6 separate regions of the Mus musculus genome follow, and all the other regions are linked to region 1. Evidence: chromatin loops called from intact Hi-C (ENCODE). Cell type or tissue: left cerebral cortex. All regions are shown on one strand. Region 1 overlaps Htr1b (5-hydroxytryptamine (serotonin) receptor 1B). Region 2 has its middle 41 kb from the start of Gm39381. Region 3 has its middle 50 kb from the start of Gm39381. Region 4 has its middle 24 kb from the start of Gm35397. Region 5 overlaps Myo6 (myosin VI). Region 6 overlaps Impg1 (interphotoreceptor matrix proteoglycan 1).

Region 1 (5,000 bases):
GTCCTGAAGGGTTAACTGTAAGAACAAATGTGTATGTGGAATGTTTAATATGCCAAAGAAGATTCACAGTCCTTGCTTCAGAGGCTGTCTGCACTGGAGACCTTTTGTCTGCAGAAGGAAGTTGTCTTTATAAAATGGATCCACTCCCTGTGTGAAGCTGCCCAGTCCAGATCATCACACAATAGATGTAGTGAGCTGAATTATACTGCTTGCCTACTGTGCAGACCTTCACATTGGGTAATGACTCTTGAAAAGATGCTATTCAAAAGTTCACATGTACTGTAGGTAAAAAAGGGAATTTCAACCAACATTATACCTGACACTGGAGTAGGATGAAATCTTAGGCATTAGATAATCCTATAGACTGGGATCTATAGTTTATTCTGTTGGATCCCTAGCTTCTTTGTTTGTGCTTTGTGACATTTCTCCTATGGAGGAATGCACATAGAGCATGCATTTGTTTTTTATATTGTTAATATGTTGGTCTTCTGTTTGTGTAGCTGCGTTTTCTTGGGGCCTAAGAGGCAATTAAGTCAACTTCTAAGAGCCTTAGTGGAAAATTAATGGAAACAAATAGCCACTTGCAAAATGATTTCTTTATAGGGCACCTACAATGATTGTGTCATTATGTTAATAAACATGGTCGATTTAGTGAAATGGGTTGTTTGCCATTTTGTAAATCACCCACCTTAATTATTGCTTGAGTATTTGGCTGAACTGACTGAATTTGGGGCATCGTGTATCCAATAGAAGCTTGCAAACCTTTGTAGTGATAAGAGATCTAGGATCATCGTCCAGCATTGCACATGATATGCAAGGTGTATATTCATCCCAGGGGTACGCATTTAGGACTGTTAAGCTCCTTTGCAGTTCCTATTGCATATAAGCATAGTTTGTTTCTTAAACTGGACACATGTCTTTTTTGCAGAACATAAAATGGGAGATGGAGATGTTTAACTTGCATAGAAATGAAACTATATTTTCATTGACTATGGTAACAAATACCATTTTCCATATTGTTTAATTGCACAAAATTTCACTCAAGTATATGAATGTATACTCATCTAAAATTACAAATATTGTCTTGTGTTTGTAGGAACTTTAGAGTTTCCTTTAAAAAAAAAGGACCCTGCACCCAAGGAATGAATGTTTAAGGAATTCAACAAATTTCCTATAGAACAATATTGTTCACTTCCTCTCTATTATCTTAGTTTTACCTTCTTTAAGCAGGAAGCACTGAGAGGACTCTAGCTCACTCAAGCAGTAATGTCTCAGACTGTGTGTATTTGTTGGAGTTCTGTGTCTGAAATTGCCTTTGGTATTTCACCTCTCAGAAAATGTGTAATTGGAAAATAAATTTAGGTATATGATGAAATAAAAGTCCTTTTTTGTGTTCTAAAAAGTTTTTAGTAGTAGTTCTATTACTATGGGAAGACTGCGTTACCTGATTTTGGGGATCTGCCTTGAAGTTTGAGTCTTCACAAGAGGACAGATGACAGTTAGCAAGGTGATGAATGGACTTGTGTTGCCATGGTTCCGGGAGATCAGTTTATGTGTGTAGGAAGAGTTTGAAAGGGAATTTGGACTCTGTAAAGAAGGAAAGCCCCATTTACTATCAAAATGTTCTCGAGATCAGCATTTTAAAAGGAGATCGTCCTAAGTGTTCTGGAATCTGAAGATTCCAAGTTCCTGTGTGGTGAGTAAAATACAAAAGGAAAGAAAGAAGACGGTGAGTGAAAGAAGACCTGTTTCTGACCTCAGGGGAGGTTGAGTGATCTAAAGAGCTAACCAGGAAAGGTCACTTCTGGAGCCAGATATCCTAGGTTTCAGTGGTAAATGTAGATGGTGGAGTATGCAGTTTTTTTTTTTCCAAAATACCATCTAGTTTTAAGTTGTTGCAAAGACTTAAAGCCTATACGTATTGAGTAAAAGGGTTGACTTTGGAAGGGGAGAGGGATTTAGAAATCTTTCCTCTTCTTAGTCATTTTTTCTTCCTTCACAGGAAAGCACTTTAATTGACGTGTAGAAAATTAAGGTTATCTGAGAGTGTAGAGTGAGGAAGTTTTAACTAGCTGGAATGGGGAGATCTTGCCTAACTTAGAAATGATTGAGATTAGCAGTTTTCTGCAAGCACCACTCTTGGCTGGTGATTCCTAGTCCAAAGGACAAAGGCAAGAAATGGTTTGCGGTAGCTAAGAGGGTCAATTAGAGATATCCAGCTTCCTTCCGACGGCTTTCTTTCATTCCCTTTAAGCCCTCTTTCCCCTCTTGTACAGATGAACAGCTGTCATCTCCAATCCACAGTCCCTGGACACATTCACACCCCCTTCCCATCACCTCATTTTTCCTCTTTTAGTCACAACCAACAATGATGCGTAGAAATTTTATTTTAGCTCTGAAGGTCTGATTTGGAAGCCAAGAATTTTTATATTATATAAAAGGAAATTGTTGCTCCAAATGCATATATATATATATATGTGGAGGAGTTAAAAAGCTTTCCGCTGGAGCTTCTCCTGGAGTTTTCAGAAGGGAAGGGTGTGGGAAGGGACTGAAGCGCGTGCAACTCTGGGCCGTCCACCAGGGGGCAGAATGCCTCTGAACAGTCAGCCAATGCTGCTGCTTCCAGTCAAGGCTGTCTCAGTTCGTTCTAGGTGATTTGCAAGTGACATTAACTCCTCTAGGCTCAGTGAAAACTGAGCTTCCTGAGACTAGACAGAGTCCTTTCCCTCCATCACTGATTCAAAAGTAGCAGATTTTTCAGAATTTCAAACTCAGGCAGACAATTTATTCTAAACACACTTAAAGTGTATACTCAGTTATTTCCTTAATTTAGTCTTAATATTGTGGCCTTTTATTAATATGACATGGAATGAACTCAGAAGTTAGGAGACAACACGTTTATTTAAAAATAACCAAACTATTTACTTGAATGAACATTTATCACTACTGGGATTTTTTTTATCACTTTCTATCTTCCTTCTTTCCTTCCTTCCTTCCTTCCTTTTTTCTTTCTTTCTTTCTTTCTTTCTTTCTTTCTTTCTTTCTTTCTTTCTTTCTTTCTTCCTTCCTTCCTTCCTTCCTTCCTTCCTTCCTTCCTTCCTTCCTTTGTTTCAGAAAGATAATTTTTACAGAAGCAGACAGATCCTAGGTGAGCATTGCTGCCACTGCTCATTAACACTGCCATCATTCTCAGCATCTGCACTGTCCGCAGTGGGCAGTTTTCGAAGTGCCATTTCACACATCTGTGTGTCACACTGAAGTTTCAAAGGCAACATACACATTTTAGGATTATAGTAGCAATTGGACCAATTGACTAAGAGAGTGACTAAACCATATTCTGAGTATTATCCATAATGGAAAATATCCATTTCCTCCACATATTTGCACACACCACAAAAGATGCATGTTTTTAAAGCTGTTAACTGGCAATCTAAGAATGGGCTTGTAATATTTCCTGTACCCAAACTGAACAGATGGCAATGGAGAGATTCACTTATGATAAATCCTTTAAAATATTACACATGCCTTACTTTAATGATGCAAGCAGCCATGAGTCACTTCCTCCTTGACTCTGTGGGAACACACCACACATGGGCCTCTGCTTGGTCTCCTCCTGTTTTAGGATAACCAGATTTCAGAATAACTCTTGCTCAAGAGTATGGAACATGCTGGTAATGTGCCAACTGTGACAGAAAATGGTAGGAAACCTTGTTACCTAGTCAAGGAGTGGTACCCAGGATGTTTGAAACCCTCCTGCATGAATTACTTCTTAGCCCAGATGTGGCAGCTTGCTCTGTGATTCAAGGGTTCACTAGCTGAGCACCTAGTGGGTTCAGCACTGGGCTGGCTATCTGTCCTGGGCGTGAATGTTATCACAGGGCTTCATCTTTCTACCCAAGTTGTGCCTTTCTCTCAGATCCCCCAACACCCCCAGTTTTGCCCTGCTCCTCTGGGCATTCCCACAGACTGTTATGCTGAGATAATCACATGGTAGGAAGGGACCAAAGGGACCACATGAGATCCCTTTGATGACATTTACATCCCAATGTTTTCAGTTGAGAACTATGACTGTGTCACCACAACTGGTTTACCTGGGGTTGCATTTCTTACTATTGAATTACATAACTGAAACCAAGCCTAACACATTATTTCGAAACTTCTGTCCAGAGAACTCTCATCTCTGGCCAAAGTTATGCCCCACTGACAACAGGTCTGTACTGCCTGAAATATAAGGCTTAGCACACACAGGCTATGTGCCTGTAAAGACCCTAGAGCTAAATGGAAAGACAAGACTTTTGAGTTTTTACAAGTATTTTTCTCAAAACTAAACTGGCATACGACTCACCTGAGGAGTTAAGAAGCAGCAGAGCAGACTGCAGAGGACTTGGTGTGCCCAAGAAAGTCTGATGATGCTAGCCCAGGAATTGCTCTGCATAATAGAGGTCTGCAGGAACACCTAGCTTGTCTTAGTTACAGAGGAGAGTAGAGGATCAGCCAGCCTTTCCGTATGAACATAGACAAAAACCACAAAAGAATTTGCAGATGATAGAATTATGTCTTTGTGTTTTCCTTCTCTCTCTCTCACTCTCACATGACACCCATATCTCAATTTCTGAAAATGTTAAATGATTCCACTGAAGTAAAGGTTTTCCACTGAAGCTATAAGTCTCCAATCTACCCCAAACCAGGCAGTTCATTCCTGCATATGAATCAGCAAAGCATGACTGACCTCAATATAGCCCTTTGTTTTTACACTATTTTTAACTAAGAGACTTGCCTTCAAAAGAAGATGAGAAAGGAAGTAAATTAATAAAATAAAAGTAGAGATGGTAGAAAACAAATTTAAAAAGAAAATAATAATTGTTAATATCTAGTAAAAGGCTCAGCTTCCTTCACAGTCTGTTTCCCTCAGTATATTGGATTTTTTTTATTAATACAGAGGCATGAGGACACTTACATGTTGTATAGATATTTATATTTGGTTAATACAAACAATTACT
Region 2 (5,000 bases), 590 kb after region 1:
TGTAGGAAAACAAGAGTGGCTATATAATTTAACAGCTCATCTGTAAATTTTACATGAAGAAATATGTAAAAATTAAAATAATCTGACCACTGTTCTGAAAACATAGACAGCATAGGATGAGGGGGCCTATGCACACCAGTGAATCTATTAACAATTTCTGTCCTAGTTGATACTTCATTGCTTTGATGAAATACTGCAAAAACCAACTTGGTAGAGAAAATATTTACTTAACCTCCTATTTAACAGTCAGTCTTTGAGAGAACTTGGGATAATAATTCAAATTGAAACCTGGAGGTAGGAGCTGAAAAAAGTGGATTGCTGACTTTCATGTTCAGTATCTGCTTTTATATAGCCCAGGTCCATCTGTCAAGAGGTGGTATTAATGAGAGTGGGCTTGGCTCACCTTCATCAATGAACAATTAATAAGTGCTCCGCAGATATTCCCTCAGGTCAAACTGATGGAAGCAATATCTCAACTGAGATTTCCCCTTCCCAGGTTACTCTAGTTTGTGACAAGTTGTCAAAAAAAATTAGAGAGCTCAGTCATGTAAGCAATTGGCTCAAAGATGAAGGTGTTGCTTAAAACCTTACCTGAACAGTTATAGGAGCTTGCACTGGAAGAAAACCTTCAGAAAGCAATGTATGATCTGATCAAAGAGAAATCATTGTTTTATTAAGACAAAATTTAAAGCACCATCAAAAGTAGCTCAGAATTGCAGTAAAATGGTTGAAATACAAGAACTAGATATGTGATGAAGAGATAAAGGTCACTTGAGTGAAATGCCTACCTGAAGAAAGCTCTAGAACATTCAACGAGTCAACTGATAGGAACCAATAGGAATGTCTATTTCTTGATAAGGAGAGTTCATTTCCTGAGATAAACCTATTAAACTACATCAATTTCATTGAGAGTTGTAACAGTTACTTTGAAAATCGGTACAAAAAGTTACAGATTAATTTTTTTTTCACCAAGTACAATGTGCACACACACATAGAGAGCTGAGAGAGAAAAGGAGATAAATTAATATTCTGGCATTATCCTCAGTGAAGAAGCATTTAAAGGCTTCCCAATTAAGTTATGAAAAAGGTTATTTCTCATCTTTTACTAGAAATAAAATGAGATATAGCAAAGCTTTAAAAAAGTCAACAGAGTATAAAACTTTATACATTTGATTATAAAAGAAATTTTGGCAAGTCAGAAGTCATAATATCAGTATACAGAGAGCAATATTTATATATAACCAATTAAAATTTAATGTAAAAATATCAATTCCAATAGTTACAAAAATATAGATTACCAGGAAAAGAATTTACTATAAATGTTTAAACCTTTGTAAAAAATTTTAAATATTCCTAAAAGGCAGGGGAAATTAGTGACTATCGGTAACATACTTTTCCAATTTGAAAGTCTTAACATTAAATCATTATATTTAAAGTATTTTTATAATTTTATTACGTCTTAAAGAATTTTTTGCAGTGTACCTGATCATTTACTGCCAACCTCCTCCCAGATCTACCCCTCATCCTTCACTTCATGCAGTCATTTTTTTTTTTTAAGAAGAATCAATTTGGTAGCAGCAACCTTGATTCTCTTGCTCTTAAAATATTTCCACCCCATATTCCAAGATGTTCTCTTAGTCTTAAGTGAACAGGCTGTTTTGTAAATGTATAATTTGGAGGCAGGCACCCCACAGTGAATTGATCTCTGTAGTTTGACAAGTTGTGTTTTTTGCTTGTTGGTTGTTTGGTTGAGTGGCTTTGTTGTTGTTGTTGTTGTTTTGTTTTGTTTTGTTTTGTTTTGTTACAGTGTTTGTTTGTAATGGTCTTCATTTGTTGCAATAAGATGCTTATTTGATGATGGATGAGACCTATACTTATCTATGGAAATAAAAGTGATATTCAGAATGTAGTTATTGATTATACTGGTTTAGGAAACTGGCAGTTGTAGTCTGTTCTGGGTTCCAAGGCTTCACAAACCACAGGTAATTGGCTACATTTACAGTGCCAAGGATGAATTTCCTCCTATTACATGGGCCTTAATTCCAAATATGTGTCTTTGGTTACCTCCAGCATGTAAGCACCACTACTGTACTTTGCAGGTATCTTGCCATAGTAGTCATTGTTGCAATTGGTCATTATTACAGCTCGAGAGGACTCCTGATTGCTTTACTCCTTCTGAATACTTGGCTACCATTTGCCCGACTCTTTTTGAAGCTATAAGGGCTACTCCTCAGCAAGAAGGACTATCTCCCAGGTAGGATTCAGGTCAATTCAAAATCCTGTGTCTAATATGTGTGGTATTTTCAGCAATAGGATCTTGCTTTCTTTTCTGTGAGTCAGCAAAGGCCATAATAATAGCCAGTATTGTTCCATGGAGTCTCTTGTATTCCCCTGGCCAACAACTTTAAAGGTTTCCTTCCCATGACTGGCACTGGGGTTTTGTTTCCCACTCTCCTCCCTCACCAGGCAAATCTCCCTCACCCATTTTACTGTGTCCTACAATTTCCCTCTTTTTATCTTCTTCTTACTCCAGGTTCCTAACTCCTTGGGAATAGTGTCACACAACATTCAGACTTGTGAAAAGGTTCGTAACCTCACTTGGTACAAGGGAAGATTAAAATCTTGGGAGCTGGAGAGAGAGCACAGTGATTAGGATCACTGGCTGCTCTTCTATTGGTCCTGTAATGGGATTTGATGTCCTCTTCCATATGTCTGTAGAGAGTGATAGTGTACTCAAATACATAATATTTAAGAAGTTAACAAACAAAATAACTATAACAAACAACATTCCCCCCCCCAAAAAGCAACCAAACAAAAAACCATGCAAGCAAGTGGGAGTCCATTCTAACAACCATATTAGCCAAGTTAAATCTTGATACTATTAAAATGTTGGCAAGACAGAATAAAAGCACACAATTTTCAAATATTTCTAAAGATTGTAAAACTGAACTACTCCATGTAGAAGGCAATTTGCTGAGGACTCCAATTACAATTGCTGCTGCATTTTTACACAATGACTCTGTGTCTATTAAGCCAATCTGCTATTGCAGTTGTTTGGGATCTTCTCTGTACTTAAAACTTTTCTTAGTGTAATTGCCTATAAGAGCAGAAGATTATCTGTGAGTCCTCTACCCCTGATATGCACACTGGTGATCTCAGGATACACAGGAGCTGGAGAACACGGTCTCTGGTGGCAGTGAGTACTGCAAGTAAAGATGACCCAGAAGACTGTCAGAGGACAGCTCATTCATTGGAATGACAGGGTTGGTTTATATAGCTGGAGTCACAGGGAGGAGAGGGTAAAAGAACAAGAGAACATGCACCTAATTTGCATATGCAAACCTGATTGAAGACAGATACACACATACAGTATATATCTATATGTGTACACACACACACACAAGCTTGCTCAAGGAGATAGAAACTTTCAAAGAATATCAGTTAGATTAGCACCTCCTGGTCACATGATTTATGACAAGCCAGTTCTCTGCTGGGGAAACAGAGCCTAACAGGCTTTATCATGACATGGCATTTGTCTCTATGCAGTTGAGTAGGCCCATGCCTCATTTGAGTAAGGAGTGACCCCACTGCTGCCATACTCTCTGAGAACTGTCCTAGATATGGGTAGTGCTCTCCTGTCCTTCATCTGGCTTTGGAATGCAAAACTGTCCATCCATAGAGGACCAGTTAAATGAATCATAATCATCCATAATATGGACTGAAAAGGCCAGAAGAAGTGTCAACAGTAGACCAGTGGACTAGCATACATGGGCTCTAGGTTAGATTCTGCACCTTGAAACAAAAGCTGCTCATATTTTAAAATGATTGCATTTTGAGTATATGGTAATGTGTCAAAGGGACCTTTTAAAGTCATTCTTTTTATGCAGGAAAACAATGTCCTGGAATATGTTTGACATGACAGTTGAAAGTTTGGAAGTTGTCATGGGATCTAGGAGGATTTACAAACAAAAACAGATAGAAAAATCTTCACTGAACACCCTTCAGTCTTTGGGTTTTGAACAGTAACAGTGCTTAAAAGTTCTATATTTAAATAGAAACACAATTTTAAAATTTATTCCGAAACTTATAAACTGTAAGCAAAATGGCTAAAAGTTTTCCTCACCAGTTGTGATGGTTTGTATGTGCTTGGCCCAGGGAGTGGCACTATTAGGAGGTGTGGCCTTGTTAGAGTCAGTGTGGCTTTTTTGGAGAAGGTATGTCACTTCGGGTCTGTTCTAGCTGCCTGAAAGTCAATTTATTCCTAGGTGCCTTCAGACGAAGATGTAGATCTCTCAGGTCTTCCTGCATCATATCTGGATGCTACCATGCTCCCACCTTGATAATGGACTGAACCTCTGAACCTGTAAGCCAGCCCCGATTAAATGTTGTCCTTATAAAAGTCACCTTAGTCATGGTGTCTGTTCACAGCAATGAAACCATAGCACACCAGTTAAATGATAAAAAGAAATCATTAGAATGTTGATGTTTTCCAATCCTAGAAGCACTGATACAGGGCACAAATTGAAGAACCATACCTACACATGTCCAACACATAGTATCTGATAATGCCATTAGAAAGATAATAGATTATTTAACAAATTGCCATGGTATCAATAAAGAGAGAAAAATTAAACTGGCACCCTTACCTCATACCATATTTTAACTAGTTCTAAAAAGAAAATAAATGTATCTACTGCCAGGAGGACCCTAAATATTACATATGATCACTGCATTTATAATCCATGCCCAAAAGGGATGAGTTTAAATGTTCTGTGAAGAGGTAAAATTAAATCAGAGAAGAGATCTTCCAGACAGAGCTCAACCTCAGTAGCCCATGAAACCCAGTTATTTCCAATCTGCCCTGCACAGGCAGTTAAACGCAGACCTCCCTTGCTTATGCTACAACCTACTTTGCTCACACAAACACATAAATCACAGCTCCTCTCTATTGTCACTGTAAATGCACTAGCAAGGATAGTGTTGATTATTCACTTTAGTGT
Region 3 (5,000 bases), 580 kb after region 1:
GAATATTTCATAATTATATATTCACACACCAACCCAGGGGGCCATTGATGATTGAGTGCCATTTTGCAATAACTTGTTTGTAAAATGAAGCCTTGTTGATTGCTAGTTCACTAACTTTTCAAAATGCTAGTTTTCTTTCTTGCTTCAATTATTTCAGTATTCCACTATGTAATACACTCTACATGAAGATAGACAAAGTCACTAAATACTTCTAGTGTAATATTCCTGAGAAAATGTCTATAGAGAATATGTAGGTCATTTTCATTCTGCCAGAATAGCAATGGTTTATATAACCTCAGCCATGACTAATTGGCAGCACCCTGTGTTATAGAAAACTTACACCATAGTATAAGTATAAATCTGTATTACATACATGTGTTATTGAATCGTGTGATTATTTTGTTTTTATTTCTAAAATTTTATCTTTGTTGATTGTCTTAGTTAGGGTTTTACTGCTGTGAACAGACACCATGAGCAAGGCAACTCTTTTAAGCACAACATTTAGTTGGGGGTGGCTTACAGGTTCAGAGGTTCAGTCCTTTATCATCACGATGGAAACATGGCAACATCCAGGCAGGCATGGTGCAGAAGGAGCTGAGAGTTCTACATCTTCATCTGAAGGCTTCTAGGAGAAGGCTGGTTTCCAGAGAGCTAAGATAAGGGTCATGAAGCCCACACTCATGATGACACACTTACTACAGACCTACTCCAACAGGGCTACACCTCCTAATAGCACCACTTCCTGGGCCAAGTATATACAAATCATCATCACATCGATATAGTTACATTCAGTTCTTGTTTCTAAGTTGTTCCTGAGAAAGAAGAAAGATTTTTTTTTCTTATCCTGGCATTGTGAGGCATTTCACATAATATGAAAAGAATGAGGGAAGAACAGAGCCAAAGATCTTAGATGGAAAAGACCAAATGTCAAGGCAAATAATGATAACTTGATTACTTCATATTACTGTAAATATTTCATTAGAATTCCTTAATTAAGCCAACAACTCTGCTTTTCAGTGTTCAAGGCAAAGGGCAGATAGCATTCATTAGATACAGAGACATATTTCTACAGAATGGAAATTTTCATCTGACCCCAGAGTACAGAAAATGTCTTTTGGAATTTTTTTTTCCTGCTGAATTACAATGTCTGTATTTAGAAATCAGGCTGTGGGTGACTCTGCGCAATAATGCTCTAAGAATCACTTCACACAGTCAGTGGTTAGACAACATGGCAAGTGTGTTCCTCCTCCTCCTCCTCCTCCTCCTCCTCCTCCTCTTCCTCCTCCTCCTTCTTTTTCTGTGATTTTTTTCAAATATCAAAGAGAGGTGTTATTTGCCTCTCTTTCCTCCCTATTCCTTTACATTGCCCTCCTTCCCTCTCCCCACCTAAGTTACCACACTATCCCCTCTTTATATTACCTACTATCTCCCTCTCTAGAACTTCTCCATTTTACATCATCTCTTACTTTTTTGTTCATGGCTTCTAAAGGTACTCCAAGGTATATACTCTAATGTGAGGATATGGATCTATGATTGACAAATAAGAGAGAACATTGTCTTCAGGGGTCTGGGTTATGTTACTAAGTATAATATTTTTCAGTTCTACTCATTTACATTAAAATTCATGTTCTCCTTGTATGATTTAATAGAATTCCATGTATGTATGTACCACATTTTAATTACTCATTCATTAGTTAGGCTGCTTCCATGTCAGAGCAACTGTGAGTACAAGAGTAATAAACATGGCTAAGCAAGTATCTCTTCAGGAGATAATCATGTTCTTATGATATATGCCAAATACATTGTTAGTTTTATAGGGATTATATACTTTGGTTTCCATAGTGACTGCAGGAGTTTGTATAGCAGCAACAAAATGAATGAGAGTTTTCCTGCCTCCCCATCCTCACCAGCACTTGTTAATTGGTCTTTAGATTTTTTTCAATTTTTTTATTATATATTTTCTTCATTTACATTTCAAATGCTATCCTGTAAGTCCCCTAAACCCTCCCCCTTCCCTGCTCCTCCACCTACCCACTCCCACTTCTTGGTCCTGGAATTCCACTGTACTGGGGCATATAAAGTTTGCAAGACCTCTCTTCCCAATGATGGCCGACTAGGCCATCTTCTGGTACATATGCAGCTAGAGACATGAGCTCTGGGGGTACTGGTTAGTTCATATTGTTGTCCCACCTATAGGGTTGCAGACCCCTTCAGCTCCTTGGGTACTTTCTCTAGCTCCTCCATTGGGGGTCCTGTGTTCCATTCAATAGATGACTGTCAGCATCCACTTCTGTATTTGCCAGACACTGGCATAGCCTCACAAGAGACAGCTATACCAGGGTCCTTTCTGCAAAATCTTGTTCGCATATGCAATAGTGTCTGTGTTTGGTGGCTGATTATGGGATGGTGTTCTCTAGATCTTATCCATTCTATCTGGATTAAGGTGAAATCCCAATGAATTTTCAATTTGAATTTACATAATTATAATTGGATACTTTATACACATATCTTCTTTTGGAAACTTTCCATTCAGGTCTACAGCCCATTTTAATTGGGGATATTTTTTACTTGTTGGTGGTGGTGGTGGTGGGGTGTGTGTGTGTGTGTGTGTGTTTTGAGTTACTTATGATATATATATATATATATATATATATATATATATATATACATATATACACACATATATACATACATATATGACACATATACATACATATTCACACACATGTATGTATATATATATATATATATATATATATATATATATATATATATATATATATAGAGAGAGAGAGAGAGAGAGAGAGAGAGAGAGAAGATTCACTCCTACCCACAAAGAAAAGTTCACATAAAAATATGAATGAGAAGCCAAAATTTAATTCACCCTTGATTTGAAGAAAATACTAAAGATTAGATGAAAGTCATTATTCTTACACTAGAAGCAAAAAGTTAAAAAGAAACTATGAGACTGAAGAGATTACTTAATGGTTAAGAGCACTGGCTGCCTTTCAGAGATTTGGGTTCAATTAGCAGGAATCACAGGAATGCTCACAACCATCTATAAATCCAGTCTTAGGAGATCTGATGCCCTCTTCTGGCCTCTCTGTGCTCCAGACATACACAAGGTACACAAACATGTAGACAAAATACCCATGCACATAAAAATATATAAATATGATTTTAAAGATTCATAAGTCCTGGTGGAAGGGGAGAACAAAAGTTAGATCATATTTAGTATATTTTAATCATATTTTAATAACTTTCCATCACTAGTCACCATGAGAATGGGCAGCTAACTAACCACAAAGTCATCTTGGAGCACATGGATAAGCTCTGGGTTTAAGGGTTTTATGACTTTTATCTCTATATGGCAAACTATTCTATTCCAAGGATTGGCAAACTATGATCCATGGGCCAATTTTAGTATGTCACTTTAAGAAAAGCAAAGGCAAAAACAAGTGTTTTGTAATTCAGCTGAGTATACTTATTTACAGGTTTCTGATGGCTTCATTTACAAAACAGCACAGTTGTGCTGCTGTCATAGGGACCATGTGGCAATTAAAAACTGTGTGGCACCTGCTCAGTAACCTTTGTTTTACATCTACCTCAAAATATTTACATCTATATGTTGTGGATTGCAGTTTGTATTTTCTGCTCCCTCAAGAGTGGTGCCCATACTCAGGTGAGGTCAGGTAAAATCATATTTTTTGTTCCTAATAATTTTATTTATTTATTTATTTATTTATTTATTTATTTATTTATTTATTTATTTATTATTTTAATTTATTTACATTTCAAGTGTTATCTCCTTACCCAGTTTCCTCTCTCCCCCAAACCTCTTATCCCATCCCCCTCCCCCTGCTTCTACGAGGGTGTTCCTCTACCCACCTACCCACTCCTGCCTCCCTTCTCTCAATTCCCCTACACTGGGGCATCTATAGAGCCTTCATAGGATCAAGAACCTCTTCTACCATTGATGCCTGACCAGGCCATCCTCTGCTACATATGCAGCTGGAGCCATGTGTACTCCTTGGTTGGTGGTTTAGTCCCTGGGAGCTCAGGTGGGAGGGGGGGGGTCTGGTTGTTTAATATTGTTTTGGTCAGATAAGGCTAGAGCCTGTGATTGGGCAGTGAAAGGAAAAGGCAAAGCTGAAATTCTTAGAGAGGAAGAAAAGAGGAGATGAGACAGAGGACGGAGAGAAGATGGAGGAAAAGGAAGATGAACTAGAACTACATGCCTAGACAAGCCTCAAGTAGCGAGGGATTTCATAGATGGACAATAGAACAATCTAGGTGTGCAGCTTGTATTTATATCAACTAAGTTGTGTGTTCTTTGAGCAGGCATTTTAGTGTTGGAAATTTGCAGTTACAAATCTGGCTAGGATATTACAAGTCTCTAGTGTTGTCATTTTATAGGGCTTGAGGGATCTGAGCTTCCTGAAGACTAGCCACAGTGGGTTAATGGCCTGGGAAGTGCAAGCAACACGGCAGCATCTGGTCATGGGAACCAGGGCAAGACTACCACTTGGGGCTGGCCATGGAGGTGGGTGAGACTGCAATTAGCCAGATTAAGTGCGGTTAATTTATTAAAACTACACACTGCATCTATATATTGCATTTAAAACCAGGGCTTGAGCTTTTATTATCAATTCTTTCATCTTGCATAATTAAATAAAAGTTAGATGTGTTAAAACATTATTTAGCTCATCATTTTGCAAGAAATTCATAGAATTTTGGGCTCTTACAAACAAATTCTTCTAAGTTTATGCATTGATTATTCATGAACAAGTTCTAAGTTGGCTGGCTTTGCCAATAAATATGAGATAATTGTGAGTATAAATATGAGGTCATTACGAATGTGTTCTCTAAACTACAGCTTAAAAGGGAAATTATTTGTTTAGGGTAAGTAAATTTGGTAATACAATAAGTGCTGAGTTTCTTGAGATATAATCAATTACACACCTACATAGCTACGTTACATTTAAAGAGACTATAGCCGT
Region 4 (5,000 bases), 680 kb after region 1:
ACTTTTGGGATAGCATTTAAAATGTAAATGAAGAAAATATCTAATAAAAAATGAAATAAAAATAAATGCTGTTAAAATTATATAAAATAATGGATTTAATATGATGTTTGGATTGTGAGAGCTTAGTTTTCATACATGATTATTGCTTCTGCACATGGGCTAAACAGCCTCAAGATAATAGGGCAGGCACTTGAGAAGGACAAATGGCTTTAATGACAAATATATACAGTTTTGATAAAGCAGACACGAAAAAGAAAGGGAATCAAGAAAAACAGGAATCAGAATGAAAATTTTACAAGGATAGCCTGGAATCTACTTCAGTAACTCATATTTTCATGCATCTACATGTGTGTAGGATATAGAGCATGATGACCTCTGTCACGGAGCTGATATCTGAGCTTTGCTGTCATGCAAACAACAGATGAGGATGAGACAGAGGGTATACCAATCAGTCATCTGTATGGAGTCCCTGACACCAACCTGGCCAACACCGAGTGGCTGTCCTTCATTCTACCCCAATCTCAAGTAAATACCCTTTATAACAAGGATCCATCCAGAACAATGTGGAGAATATAGTTAAACTTTGATAAGCTGACCTAGGAAAGGCCACTCTAGGTGGTGTGTTATAAAATAATGAGTAACTAAAGCACGGTAGGCACATTTTCCATTAAAGTTTACTAAATAGTCTACTGGATGGAGATGTCAAACAGAATGAAAAAAAAAATGTTGCCCTTGGATTATTTGGCTGCCGAATAAATTATGATCATTAGGGAAACTAAAGAATAGAAACTACAAAAGAACAAAACCAAGGAAACAAACAAAAAGTGAGGAACTTAATGTTTGGCATTCACAGGAGAGCTTTGATAGCGAAGCTTCTCAAGTCTAGGCGCTAGTTTTTCTCTCTAACAGATATGACTTAGGAATGTGAGATTGGAGAAATGAGTTTCTCTAGGACCTACTAAAATTAGTTCCGCAGCAAGATGTCTACAAAGAGATGCATAATCTTTCACTCATACTGAAAACAACCACCATAAAGAAGTGATGGCTCTCAGAACCAGAAGCACTTCAAAATAATGGTTTTAGATGTCCCTTTTAACAAGGAATGAGAAACCACTTACAGAGAGATGACAGAAAGAATTCTTGTGCCAGCAGAAGCAGGATTGTCATGAACAGAAAGCATGTTTATAATAATACATGAGAGTGACCACCAGTTTGGTCAGATAGCATAATCATAGAGCACACACTTCAGGGAAATCCTGGTTGCTTGACTGGACTGCAGTTCCTAAGAGACTCTTTTATCAAACAAAAAAGCATCACTTGTGGTTCAGAGCTTAGCATCCAAGGCCAGGGCATATGGGAACAGGGAGTGAGGGTGTTCACCCACATGGAGATATACTGGGTAATCACAAAGTCAGTTCTGACCCAGCGAGGACTCATGCCTCTGACAGTGGAAAGGAAGAGCTGTGGTGGCAAATGAGCTCCCTCTTCACCACTCATGAGCAACCTTTATGATCAGTAAAATCAGCGTTTTCGTATTTTGACTGCATGTGATTGTCAAAGACACAGCACACCTTAGTTTTCAATCTTTATTTCTATAATGGAAAGTTTAACACAGAAAATTGCTGTTTACGGATGTCTCACAGTTATTGCTATTTGGTCATCCATTTCCTGAGACTGCTTACATCCCCCCAACAGTAGAGAAAAGATTTGCTTTTTGACTGTTGGTCCTAACTATAACACGGTTTTAATCTCTGAAAGAAAACCTATTTTGTTACTATGATCTATGAAACATGACTAACATTAATTCATAGTTAGAAAAATCATTCCAACTCAGGCAAAATAATAACTCAATTCACAACTTGTTTCAAAATTATAATATTTGCAAAGAACAAGATATAGACTGATGCTGCTAAACATCCATATGAGAAGTGAGGATATTTGGAAACTCTAAATTTGAGTTTTCCATGACTTTATAAATATCAGCTTATACTTTGTTCTTATTTTGAAATATTGAGATTCTCAATTTGGTATTAAAAACTACCCAAAAGTAAGAGGTTTTCATTTTCTTTGTTTTAAAATTTAAGTGCACACGAATCAACACTACTGTCATTCTTTCTTTATAAGGATATAGAAAATGTATGTGTGAAATTAAGGGATGAAAAGTGTTAGAAATGTGAGCCATTTCTCTAAACAGGCCTTTTTTTTCTTTAATCTTGAGAATATAGAGCATTTTCTCCCCTGCTGCCACCTTGTGGTTGAATTTGTATGACCAAACCTGAAACTGTCACAACATAACATCTGATTGTTTTCTTACAAAAAGAGTTGTTAGGGATTGCATGATATTACATACCAACACAGAGCAAACTATATACATAGTAGCTACACTTACAGACCTGATTTCGGTTACTGATACAGAAATGAATACATACATTGTATGGCATGATGCACAGAGACTGTATCATGAAAGGGAGAAGGGAATTATCTCATCGTGTATTTTAATTTTACAAGTAAAGTAACAAAACTGCCTTACTGTTTTTTCTACGATGCCATTATTGAGTAAGTAAGGAAAAGAAAATAAAAAATATAGGATAAATAATCTTAGCCATTAGAAACTTTATGGATTTTTAGAAGTTCCAATATGATAGTAATAAGATAAAAATCAAGGTGGCATATTGATTTAATATATTTAATGTGCGCTATATATAAAGCTTTTCTGGAAAATAACCTTCCTCTTCTCTCCATTACTGGAATCTCTATTTTCAAGTGGTTTTATCATTGGTCTGTTTTCCCTCAAGAGAAGTATGGCTATGTGACTAAGGTCTAGCTAAAATATGAGCAGCAGTATGCCCAGTTCTCTGGTCATCTTTTGAACGACATAAATAAAATCCCAAAGGTAGGTAGCAAAACAAAATGGTACCATCAACCTGGGCTTCTGACACCAAGGAATAGCCAAATAGTCCTCAAGCCCAGTGCAGAATTTCTCATTATAAGAAATGTCTACTTCATCTTTGTCATTTTAAGACTGTCTCAAATTATAACTGAACTAATAAAAATCTGACATTTTTAAATGAACAGTTGGTTACAGATTTTACACAAAATTGAAGATGGAATGCATATCATAGTGTGTGTGGAATGTTTTGGAAATACCAAAGACAGGCAATTTCTTCAACAAAATTTAAATTTCCAGTTGTAGGGACTGATAGCCCAAGCTCCTCAAGTCAGCAGGTTTGTATCCTACTGAGCTCCTGCTCCCTGGCTTTTAGATGGCTACCTTCTCACTACATCCTCATGGTGACTTTCCCCTCTGAGCCCACACATCCGTGTTCTACTTCAGATGAGGATAGCAAGCACACTGGATAGCACATTCTAACCCAATTACCTCTCTAAAAATCCCTTTTTCTGGATATCATTAGATACTGCCTTACATCGAGGGTAGGATTCAAACATATTTATTTTTGAAGGATACTTTATAGCCCATAACAGTGTGCAAGTATCTATCCATTAAATTAACCACATACCAGATACCTTAGATGCCCATAGCTCAAACCACACTAAAAACATATTGCATACCTTTCCTTTAGAGAAAAATATGTCAAAGGTCTGTGGTCCTGTCTCCTAGTTAATAACTAGTGTTCCCATGGATATATGCCACCCTTTTTAATGGGGAAAGGTTAGTCTGCTTTCTCTGCTTGCTCTCTGCTCCATTAGCCTTAACCTTTGATCTTTTTATCTCCATGGTGGCACTGGGTACCTTACACAGCTCATTTGGCCACATGGCTTCTGAAACTTTCTGTTCCCATTTTCACACATAGGCTGTGGTTTTAAACAGCTTAGTTCATCGCAAAGCAGAACATCATTGCAGGAGTAGGTGCACAGTGGAACAATTCTGCTCACTTAGTGGCTGCTAGCAAGCAAGCAGTCGGAGACAAAGGGAATAGTGTCCCTATATTTTTGCCTTCAGTGACCTACCTTCCTTCTACTAGATGGCATCCACTAACAGTTTTAGCACCTGCTAATAGCCCCATAAACTGGTGACTAAACCTTCAGCATATTGGCTGTTGGGTGAACATTTAAGATTCAAACCACAGCAAGATTAAGTTGCCCTGTTGAAATCTCTACATTCTATAGATATCACTAGCATTACACAAATATTGTGTGCCTCCCTGACCTAGCTTCTCACCCTAGGGCTTTCTCTTGCTCATTTCTGGGGTAAAAATTCCAGAATTCTCCCTTAATACCTGTCATTCATCACTCAGCTCTCTAATCCCCTTTCACTAACTCTCCATGAAACGGAATTTTTCTTTTTCCAAGACACGCCTGGATTGCAGGACCCCATGGCCTCTCCAAAGCAAAGATAAAGCTGCAGGATTACAGTCTGTGCCTCCAGGTGGTCTTTGTGCTTGATCTCCTGCCTCCTACAGTCCTACTTACCTCAGAAGCAAAGCCCCTTTGGAAAACAGAAAGCATATCTTGCCTAGCTTTAAATCACATGTAGTTTTGTTTTGTAAATAAAGTAACCCCCCAATCCCTAGCCATGTATGGTATGAGGGTCCGAATAAGATTAACCCCCATCAATCTTTCTCACTCTCCACTGTGTGTGCATTTTATTCTCTATTTTCCATGGTTTTTATTCATCACCAGTTTGGGAAACTTTATTTTTTTCTATTGTTTTGTTGTTGTTGTTGCTGCTGCTGCTGCTGCTGCTGCTGCTGCTGCTGCTGCTGCTGCTGCTGCTGCTACTGCTATACTTGGATATGATTTTGGTTTTTTTTCCCAAGGTATCTAGGTATCATTGTCAATGTCACCTGTAAAGCTTTCCCTGGTTACATAGCACTGGCCCAAATACAAGTCCCCTTCCTTCATCGTGTTCTTTTATTTTATACTTTTCAGAATACTGTAGAAAAATATGTTTCACATAGCTTCAATGATTGGGAAATTCAAAAACCAAACTGTGGCCAAGTTCAGAAGGATTTTTCTGGTTCCTTATTAGATACTTCTAA
Region 5 (5,000 bases), 1.3 Mb after region 1:
ACACCAAAAGAGAAGTCCATTCAACATTTTCCTCTTTTACCAACTTTGGGTTTTTTTTTTAAAGGCCAAATTAGCACAGATACATTTAGAGAAAGTTGCCCCCTCAAAACCCTACATATAATAGTAAGTATGACCCTTTCCTCAAAAATATTAATTAATGCAAAATGAGATTTCTCTTGACAGAAAACCCACTGAAATAAGTGGCAAAGGATATATGGGCTTCCTTACCAATGGAGAGAAATGATCCTTCCTTCTCTGTTAGTGCTAAACCTTGCCCGATTCAGTACTGAGTAACTGGACTTTTATTTTATGTGCAAATTTGTGAGCACATCCCTGGAGTAATGACTTTATACCCTAAGCAGGTGAGGCTGTTTGTGCACTTTATATTCCTAGCTTTGAAAGTCGAACAACAATTTGCTGCAGTTCCAAGAACCTCGACATGAAAATCAAAGCACATCGATGAAAGCGCATCTGATAAACAAAACCACGCGCAGCAGGCGGCTTGCCTAGGAACTTTCAGAAACACCAAAAGGATGAAAACATTCCTACTCTAGTTTCACCCTCAAGAAACATCAACAGCTCCTGGAAGGTTAGATTTATGTATTCGCTAATCAGAGAAAGCAATAAGCACTTAAGGAGAAACCACCCATGCCTATGAAAGAAGGGCCAGCCTTGTTAGTGAGGTTAGGAGCTGCATGGCCTTTAGCGTAGAAACAGAGATAGGTTTGTTCTCTTGTTCCTGTTCCCTCCACTGTACTTGGCTGCACTGTACTCAGTGATCACACTTGAAGTTTAAAACAGCTGATTTACAAAGTGAATTCCAGGCCAGCCAGGAGGGAGGCTCTGCCTCCGGATGGATGGATGGATGGATGGATGGATGGATGGATGGATGGATGGATGAATGGATAGATACATGGATGAGTGGATAGATAAATATTTTAAAAACACCAACCCTTCTGGGTGGTGAATGAGCGATTGGAAATTTACAAGGGCACTGACAGTTTCTATTCACTAACTTATTTTGTAAAGTATCTGCCTCCTGGAGTTAACACATTGATTAAAATTAAGAAACCGAACTTTTTGATAGCCTTTTCTAGTAATAAGACAACTGGGGTTTTCTTGAAAAGAGCTAAGAACTTCAGTTAAGTTTTTTTTTTTAATTAGACATTAAAATATTGATAATAGGAGTTACAGAGACAAAAATTTGGAGCTGTGACGAAAGGATGGACCATCTAGAGACTGCCATATCCAGGGATCCATCCCATAATCAGCTTCCAAACGCTGACACCATTGCATACACTAGCAAGATTTTGCTGAAAGGACCCAGATATAGCTGTCTCTTGTGAGACTATGCCGGGGCCTAGCAAACACATAAGTGGATGATCATAGTCAGCTATTGGATGGATCACACGGCCCCCAATGGAGGAGCTAGAGAAATTACCCAAGGAGCTAAAGGGAACTGCAACCCTATAGGTGGAACAACAATATGAACTAAGCAGTACCCCGGAGCTCTTGACTCTAGCTGCATATGTATCAAAAGATGGCCCAGTCGGCCATCACTGCAAAGAGAGGCCCATTGGACTTGCAAACTTTATATGCCCCAGTACAGGGGAACCCCAGGGCCAAAAAGGGGGAGTGGGTGGGTAGGGGATTGGGGGAGTGGGTATGGGAGACTTTTGGGATAGCATTGAAAATGTAAAAGAGGAAAATACCTAATAAAAAATAAATTATAAATAAATAAATAAATAAATAAATAAATAAAAGAAACCTAGATGTTTTGGGTGACCTACTGACTTAAGGACTTCATGAACCAGCTATTTATTTGCAGGTTACATTTGACCTGCAGCCTACATATTTGAGAAAGTCAATTCAACATCACATTTTGGGTTTTTTTTTTTGTTGTTGCTGTTGTTCCTGTTCCAAGACTTTTTTTTGCATTGAAGTAGTTCTCAAAAAAGCATTTGCATGTAAATAATTAAGCTGTATTTTTACTTAAAATATATGAAATAGCAACATTAAAAAAATATTGATAATAATCTTCTTAAAAATCTGCTTTCACCCAATCACATCCCCTTTAAAAGTCAGGGATCCAGAAACAAACCCTAGCACTTGGAAGGCTGAGGCCAGAGCACTGAGACTGGGAGGCCAGTCTGGGATAGCTACACCATGAGACGATGCCTCAGACTGCAGAACAAAATAGAAATTATAAGAAGCACTTGGAAAACTCAGGCCCAACAAGTGGGCAAAATTAACTAAAGTTCTCAGCTCTTTTCAACAAAACCCCAGCTGGCAAACCGTTCTACTCATTCTAGGAACTTAGGAACAGGGAAAAGTGACCTAAAGTTTCTAAGATATGGAAGGACTGTACATCACAAGATGTTATCTCCCTCTTCCCGCCAGCAGGGGTCATTATTAAATGTGTGCACATTGCTACAGTGAACTCGAATCTCCATGGACAGAAACATGGGTACCATCTCAATGCAGCCTCTGCAATCAGCACCTAAGAGTTAGTCTTTCTTCTAGGTCAGCTGGGAAATGAAGACAGCATTTTGCTACTGTAAGAGGTGCATACAGCCAGTTTTAAATGAGTAAAATCTGACAGGTGACGCCATTGTGTGGTCAATCTTTGTTGTGCATATTTTTTAATTGATCCGAGAAAATGTATCATATCTCAAGATAAAATATATTTTAATACAGACAGGCATCTTTAATGTTCTCCAAGTCCACTTACAATGTAGCAAAACAGTGTTTGATAGAAAGTTAGTACTGCAGGAAGTATTTTAATCCCTCTTCCAGTTAGCGCATGAGTTACCACCCATTGACTTACGTGAATTGTTCAAAAATGGTGCAAAATCTGTGAACAAATATTGTATGTTGAAGAAAATATAAAAATGCCAAAGCTGTTAAATGAGCATTCTCCTAATTAATACATCCCATCAATTGAGGTGGTGACAACATGCAAACACTCTATCTATACCAAAGAGCTCAAAGAATTGTCTATAGTAAATGGTGCTCTGATTTTAAAAATGGTTGTTTAGAAAGCATAGAAGAAAGAAAGAAAGAAATGAAGAAAGGGAGGGGGAGCTACTTCATTTATAATTTGGGGACATAAAAAGTTAACTAATGACAATAAACAGTACTGTCTTTACACAGTCAATATATTCTAATTGCTTCAAATTTCTTAAATCTTAAACGTGTGCCATTTTTTAAAGAATTTGAATGAAGTTATTTCCAAAATCATAATTTGAAACAATTACAAATATTCACTGGGTAATTTACAACTGTCCAAAATCATTTATGGAAATGGTATGATAAACCAGGGGAGAGCAGGCTCCGTGTCCCAGGCCAGGAAGGGGACTATTCTTACTCTCAAGGGGGTGCTTCTTCTTCATCGCTATGGAAATTTACCATAGTTTATCAGAGTATTACTCTTGCACTCAATGACATCAGGTTTTATTTTTGTGAATCACAGACTGTCCTCATTTCGTGGTTTCAAACGAATCCCAATTATTCTAAATATAAAAACTACAAAGCACAGACTTCCCGCCATTGACCGAGGAGCTTTCAGATGCCCTTGCCCACTCCTCTCAGGCACTGTGTGAGACCAAATTTTATATGAGGAAAAAACACAGAGAAAAGCAGAATAACTACTTCATGGGCAGAAGCAGATTTTTATCACAAAAATGTCTCATAATCAAATTATCTGAAGGTTGACAAAATAAAAAATTATCTGATTGTATTTGCATAAAAATTCTGATCTTTTTTTTTACTCCTGGATAGAACTCTTAGCAAATTTCCCTGACATAATACTGTACTTAACAGCAGCAAGTTGTTATTTGCTTCATTTGGGGGCAAAAGAAGATTTTTTTTTAAAGTAACAAAATTTGAATGAAAACTGCATGAGATATTTGTAAGCCCCCTCCATTTATGGTGTACTTATTTAGCGGTGAAAACTTTACAACTCAATGAATACCTGTCATGGTAGAGGTAATCACAGGACAATTACAGCTAAAAGGAAGAGCCCACTGTTGTTCTTGTATGTCTTTTATAGTTTGCTTATATACAAAACAAACATGGTTTCAGGCAAAAACTTAATACCTAAACAATGAACCTTACTGCCATTTTCAGTACACAGAAAAAAGGTTGGGGCTTCTACCTTTCAAAACCTACTACCTCTCAACTATAGATGACCCCAATCCCTCATCATATTAGAGTTTGCCTAAAATCAACCACAATCACTATCACTACCTTCCTTACTGCTATCAACTCTTTGCAACAACTGAGAAATGCTGAGGCCCTATCATTTAACTGAATGTCATCAAATATTGCTTTTATTTCCTTGGGAAGTAGTGAGAATTTAAAACTACATCCAAGAACTCAAACTCGATGCATTGCTAAACCACAGATCCACGTGTTGAGAACATATGGAACCTACTGTCACCTTGATGCTAATCTGAATTAAGAAAAATTATGATGGTATAAAAGTACCAAGGAATCCAACGAAACTCCACTCGCTGCGTTAAATAAAACCTGGATCTGAAGAGATGGCTCAGTGGTTATGAGCACCAGCTGATCTCTCAGCAGACCCAGGTTCAATGCCCAGCCCCCACAGAGCCGCTAACAGCTGTCTGAAACTCCAGTTCCGGGGGATCCAATGCCTTCCTCTGGCCTGCACACGTGTAGTGCAGAGATACATCCACGCAAAATACCCATACACAAGTTAAAAAGAAATCTTTTCAAAGAACTGAAAGTCTAGCTCATATTGCACACCATCTGAGCCAATGTGACAGTCTGCCCAGCTCCAGTGAGTCTGCCCTGTCCCACTTCCTGGTTCACGTGGTTTCTGCATCTAGGCAAAATCACAGTATTATGAAGTAAAATTTGCAGTGAAACTTTTTTAAATAGGACAACTGACATGGTGATGGAGGACACAAGAACTGGATCCTTTCTTTTTCTAGGCTATGATCCCATTCCAGAATGCACCGCCATATTAAAAATAT
Region 6 (5,000 bases), 1.3 Mb after region 1:
TAAGGGAGACAATACCAACCTAAAGATTCTCACATGCCTTCCAAGGGCGTATTACTCCATATTCAAATCGGCATCTGATCTCCCGTGACCTCCATCAGAACCGGATCCACGGCTAATACTATTATGACGGTGTTTGGCTTGCTGTTTCCCTTCTGAGAGCCCCCTGAACAAAAGGATCTGTGATATAAAAGTACAAACCAATGTTAGAAGTTTCTGTGATTTATAAACTGAAAAGCAGAATAAATCACAGTTTGCTCCGTATTCTGCCAGCGTCTCCAGCAGCACGGGTCGCCTTTCATTTCGTGGGCTATGAAAACACCTCAGAAGCATGGAGGGCTTTTACATACGTCAGAGGTTGAAGATCTCGAGAATGCAACACCACATATAACTTCTCCCCTTGAATTCCTAAGAAGCCTCCTCAGACACAGGCAAAGCCCGAGGCTGGCAAATGGCAAATGTCGGAATTAATGACAGGCTGCCGTCCAAGAGGCTTTCAGCTAAAACGTGGATCAACAAACTCACTCTCACAGTAAAGTGCAGTGCTTGCCAGATCCCTGCTTAGTAGTCACCACTGAGAAAGGAGGCAGATGTCACTCATCCCAATACAAACAATAAAACCAGTAATAATCACAAGTACTAATTGACAATTGACGCTATTTTTTCATCTTAATAAATCTACAAAGTAGGCAAAATCCCACACCCTTTATATTGGAGAAAATATGTGGAGGAAACATAATAAGAACCTGCCACAAAATGGCCAATTACTGTAGTAGCTGGAATTCAGGTCTGTTTGCTATATTCCCTGCTCTACAGAATGGACCCTTGTAAGGCCTTCTACTGACCAGACTGCATCCTGCGTGAATTCTACTAAAGTCTGCATTTCTCCAAATGAAATGTCCTATAGTGTTGTGCTGTAATTGTAGAATGGAAAAAAAAAAGTGTTTGCTCTCAGGAACCAAACTCCCAAACTTCCCAATGTCACCGAATATGTCCTACTACAAGGGGACTTGCCTCCTGTGCCCTTGACCCTGTCTCATAGGGTCATATCATGGGTCCCTTGCCTCCTGAGATAATTTTCCACTTAACTCTTTCCTGTTGGGCCAACTGTCTGCGCTGCTAGGTTTACATCAGCCCACCTCAGTTTCAATCTGTGCCTTCCTTTCCACACACCAATCAACTCAAGGTGCTTCCTAAAAACATTCCTTTCCCCATTCCCTGAAGCAAGAAAGTCTTGGAAAGTTGGTCAAGCCTGAAAATGGGCTCTCCCTGCCTCCCCTGCCTCCTAGGTTCTCCCAGCCTCTCCTGCTTCCAGGGTCTCCCACTGCAATCCAGTAAGGCTGCACGGTGGCCTCAAGAGCCCTGTGTGAGGAGGTGGGAACACTGCTGTTTTTCCTTGAGAGACTTATCCACATTACTAACGGCTGAGCTTTGACAGGGGGACAGAGTACCAGGACTCATTAGGGTTTCCTGGACTCATGATCCTTTAGGCTTCGTGAAAATTAACACTAATTAATAAGAACTATTAGAAATACTTGTAAAAACGTATGGATCCGGAACCCAATACCATCCAGCTTGAGTCTACCGATTTAAGTATTCTAAATTTAAAGACAATTATCTTCGAAAAGTCCCGAAAGTACCGAGAGCTGCGGTCATGGGTAGACAGCACCTGCAGCAGACCTGAAAAGGAAAAGATGGCCCAGGGTGTGCACCGCATTCCCGAGCCTGACTCCGCTGAAATTCCAGAGCCAGTGCGCCAGCACGTGCTCCTGGAGACCCTGCATCTCTCCACTGCTCCCCACCGCGCCGGGCTGGTTTTCAAGAAAAAAAAAATCAGTTTGGGAGCTTCAGTTTCTCTAGCTCTACTTCTCAGCTTCTTTTGCTATTGAGCGCCATCTTGTGAGCACTATACTTCATAGCTCTGAGGGGGGAAAATGGCCCTGAACAGCCCCAGGTTTCCTAATTTTTTCCCGTTGTTGTTGTTGTTGTTGTTGTTGTTGTTGTTGTTGTTGTTGCTGCTGCTGCTGCTGCTGCTGTTGTTGCTGTTGCTGCTGTGGCCGTTGCTGGTGTTGCTGTTTCTAATTTTTTTAATTAAAATATAATTACATCATTTCCTCTCCTCCCTGCATCTTTCCAACACCTTCCACGTTCCCACTTGTTTCCTTTCAAAATAATGGCCTTTTTTTCCTTGTCATTGGTGTACGTATGTGCACGCTTAAATATATAAATCCAGTTTGTTCAGTCCGTTTAGTATAATTTGTATGTATATGATTTCAGGTCTGACTGTTGAGTATTGGACGACCAATTAGGGGTTCATCCTTAAGAAACACTTTTTCCTCCACTTTCTGAAGTCTTTAGTTGCTTGTGTTTTCTTTCTAAGCTTGGAGCCCCCCATGAGACTTTCTCCTTCTACATTAGCACGTCTACTGGTGTTGATCTTGTCTTGTTTATCACGGGGGGGGGGGGGCAGCTTTCCTGTCATTTCTAGGAGACACAACCTCACAGCAGATTTCCTGGTCTCTGGCTCCTACAATCTTACCGCCCTCTCTTCTAAGATGTTTGCTGAACCTTGGGTGCAGTAGATGTATCCATTAAGGGCTAGGCTCTCTACAAAATTCAGTAGTTCACTGAATTTTGATCAGTTGTGGATTTCTCTGATGATCTCCATCTGTCTGAGGAGATTTTCTTTAATGAGGGGTGAGAGCTAAAATAAGTGTATCTTTATACACTTATCTGTATATATAGAGATAGATATTCTGGATGCACTTGGGAATTGTACTGATTTAGTAAAGCAGTGGTGGTAGGATCTCCTCTAAGACTCACGGCCTCACTGGTCATGTGTACTTGGCTAGGTTTCTAGTACAAGGCACAGTTTCTCCATGTAAGCAGCCTTTAAGTCCAATTAGAGAGCTGTTGGTTACCACCAAGATATTAATGCTGCTTTTGCGCCCTTATGGGTATCCTGCCACACGGGTTGTTGTGTGTTGGTTTGGGTGGAACTACTGATTGCTTTCTCCATGGAAGCTTACACAGATCCTTCCGGTACTATAAAAGCTTAGGGAGGAAGTTTTCAGATCAGATCCAGTTTGGATCCTCCAAATGTGTGGTGTCTTCAGCAACAGGGATGGCCTTCAACTTCTGGGAGGCAAGCAAGAGCATCCACAACAGTCCGTATTGTTGAGGGAGTCTCTTGAACTCTCCAGGCCAACAACCAGAAAAGAAGTTTCGCATGCTTAGTGTTGGGGTTTTTATTAGATAGTCTATGGCTCTTGGAGGAAACATTGTAAGCCCAAGAAGGGGAACTTCATTTAAATTGTGTGTGTGTGTGTGTGTGTGTGTGTGTGTGTGTGCTATGTGATGTAGGACATCGTTAGTGTAATTTTCTCCTCTTCCCTCCCTTTCCTTCTGTATTAGCCTCTCTCCCACCCCCAGTCAAAATTCCTCTCCTCTGGTGTAAGCATATTTTCCGTATCAGTTTCCTGGACTTGCTTATATAATGTATTCTGTATGCATTTCAAAGGTCCAGAGTTTTGTCCATTTCCCCAAAGAAGAGCTTAATGGAATACAAGCTTAAACACATCCTCCATTGGGTCTGGCCCAAAAAGAGATGCTTTGCTCTCTATTCAGTGCAAGGTGCTAGTGTTACAAATGCTGGGGAGAGAGAGAAAGCCAATGCCCAGCTTACTAAAGAAGCAATGAGGGTGTCCTGGGGGTGATGGGATGCAGTGAAAGACTGGTCTGGGTGGTGACAGATACTCAGAGGCCAGGGGAGGCAGGAAAACATTACTTTAAGATCTGAAGAATATGAACTCACTTGAGACCAGAAAAAGACTTGAAAAAGAGAGAATTGGTCGACCAAGAACCTGTAACCTTCATGAAGACACAAATTCCCTATGCTTTTTAAAAATTGAAAGCTTTTTTAGGTTTATTTATTTTATGTATGTGAATGTTTGCTTGGATTATATGTGTGTGTAGCACGCGGCATCCCTAGTACCCATGGAAGTCAGAAGAAAACATTTGACCTCCTGAAACTGTAATAATGGATGTTGTGAGCCACAAGGTCCTGGGAACTGAACCCAGGACCTCTGGAAGAACAGCAAGTGCTTTTAACAGCTGACCCATCTCTCTAGCCCCAAGAACCTTAATCTTTTTATCTTGAACTAGAAAATGCTTCAAAGTATTCAAGGCATCAGGGGACATTCAGGTGGTTTTGCCTGCATGATGGAGAGATAGGAGGTACCTTCCTCAGCAAGCAGGTTGGGAAAGCTTTTCAGGACCTTTGAAATGCATACAAAATACATTATATAAGCAATTCAGGAATATATATATAAGCAAGATACAGAAGACACCAAAAAGCTTACACCAAAAAGCTCACAAGATACACACAGCAGTGCACCCATCTCAAGCTGCGTTCATTGCTGTCGTGTTGAACAGATGAAAAGAAAATAGAGCTTTCATGCTTCCTATGAGAAATGTTCTGCCTCATGGCAGAGCATGGCAGTGTTTTGAGCTTCTGCTTAGTTGGGGAAACCTTTATTCAACAGACATTTATGAAAGCCTGAATCAGCTGGTAAGAGGAGGGGCTGATGTGGAAGGGGGCGGGCTCCTAGCCACTCTCAGCTTCTCTCAACTCCATAGAGTCTTGAAGCATGTGCTACAGAAACCCTGTAGTCTAACCACACAATGTAGTCTAACACTGATGTAGAAACCTAAACGTTATAAGTAGAAATGAGTGTTGACCTTGGGTTGTACTTGATAACTGAATTATAAAAGTAGTACAGGGACCAGGCATAGTGGTTCATATATATATATATATATATATATATATATATATATATATATATATATATATGCCCTTGACAATGTGAGTTTCTGCTCCTGAGATAGCTAGAGGTTCCAGGTCATGATCCTTGGGGACATTTCAAAAATGTATTGTTATACAATGGCATGAGTGTCCTCTGCCTATGGTGAGAATCCACATGGGATATCAAACATTAGCTCAA

Evidence for each region. Peaks named below come from ENCODE experiments on the same cell type or tissue, not always from the same donor. Only the 100,000 strongest peaks of a DNase experiment are listed, where the experiment ranks them.
Region 2: a loop joins it to region 1, with 3.0 times the contacts of the local background. A loop is called at or near these places in 4 of 42 quality-filtered maps.
Region 3: it touches region 1 in a loop (2.5-fold over the local background); 4 of 42 quality-filtered maps call a loop at or near these places.
Region 4: a loop joins it to region 1, with 5 times the contacts of the local background. A loop is called at or near these places in 10 of 42 quality-filtered maps.
Region 5: a loop joins it to region 1, with 3 times the contacts of the local background. A loop is called at or near these places in 10 of 42 quality-filtered maps.
Region 6: it touches region 1 in a loop (10-fold over the local background); 13 of 42 quality-filtered maps call a loop at or near these places.

The regions. Positions count from the first base shown.
Region 1 is chr9:81,624,693-81,629,692 of GRCm38, reverse strand. It overlaps Htr1b (5-hydroxytryptamine (serotonin) receptor 1B), which reads left to right. Exons shown (of 2, transcript NM_010482.2): 2 at 1-1,402. Among named protein-coding and RNA genes, the nearest start is that of D430036J16Rik, 4.7 kb to the left of the region's middle. In left cerebral cortex, a CTCF peak has its summit at 2,578 (motif pointing right); DNase peaks (open chromatin) are centred at 1,683, 2,561, 3,573 and 4,429; H3K27ac peaks cover 403 bases.
Region 2 is chr9:81,031,876-81,036,875 of GRCm38, reverse strand. No RefSeq gene overlaps it. Among named protein-coding and RNA genes, the nearest start is that of Gm39381, 41 kb to the right of the region's middle. In left cerebral cortex, no CTCF peak of the experiment used is centred here; no DNase peak of the experiment used is centred here.
Region 3 is chr9:81,040,788-81,045,787 of GRCm38, reverse strand. No RefSeq gene overlaps it. Among named protein-coding and RNA genes, the nearest start is that of Gm39381, 50 kb to the right of the region's middle. In left cerebral cortex, a CTCF peak has its summit at 3,100 (motif pointing left); a DNase peak (open chromatin) is centred at 3,090.
Region 4 is chr9:80,940,440-80,945,439 of GRCm38, reverse strand. No RefSeq gene overlaps it. Among named protein-coding and RNA genes, the nearest start is that of Gm35397, 24 kb to the left of the region's middle. In left cerebral cortex, a CTCF peak has its summit at 2,255 (motif pointing left); a DNase peak (open chromatin) is centred at 2,254.
Region 5 is chr9:80,301,127-80,306,126 of GRCm38, reverse strand. It overlaps Myo6 (myosin VI), which reads right to left. Exons shown (of 33, transcript NM_001039546.2): 31 at 2,828-2,854. Among named protein-coding and RNA genes, the nearest start is that of Gm27227, 38 kb to the right of the region's middle. In left cerebral cortex, a CTCF peak has its summit at 2,415 (motif pointing right); a DNase peak (open chromatin) is centred at 2,404.
Region 6 is chr9:80,329,158-80,334,157 of GRCm38, reverse strand. The region is part of intron 14 of Impg1 (interphotoreceptor matrix proteoglycan 1); the gene reads left to right. Among named protein-coding and RNA genes, the nearest start is that of Gm27227, 66 kb to the right of the region's middle. In left cerebral cortex, a CTCF peak has its summit at 1,897 (motif pointing left); DNase peaks (open chromatin) are centred at 502 and 1,851; H3K4me3 peaks cover 431 bases.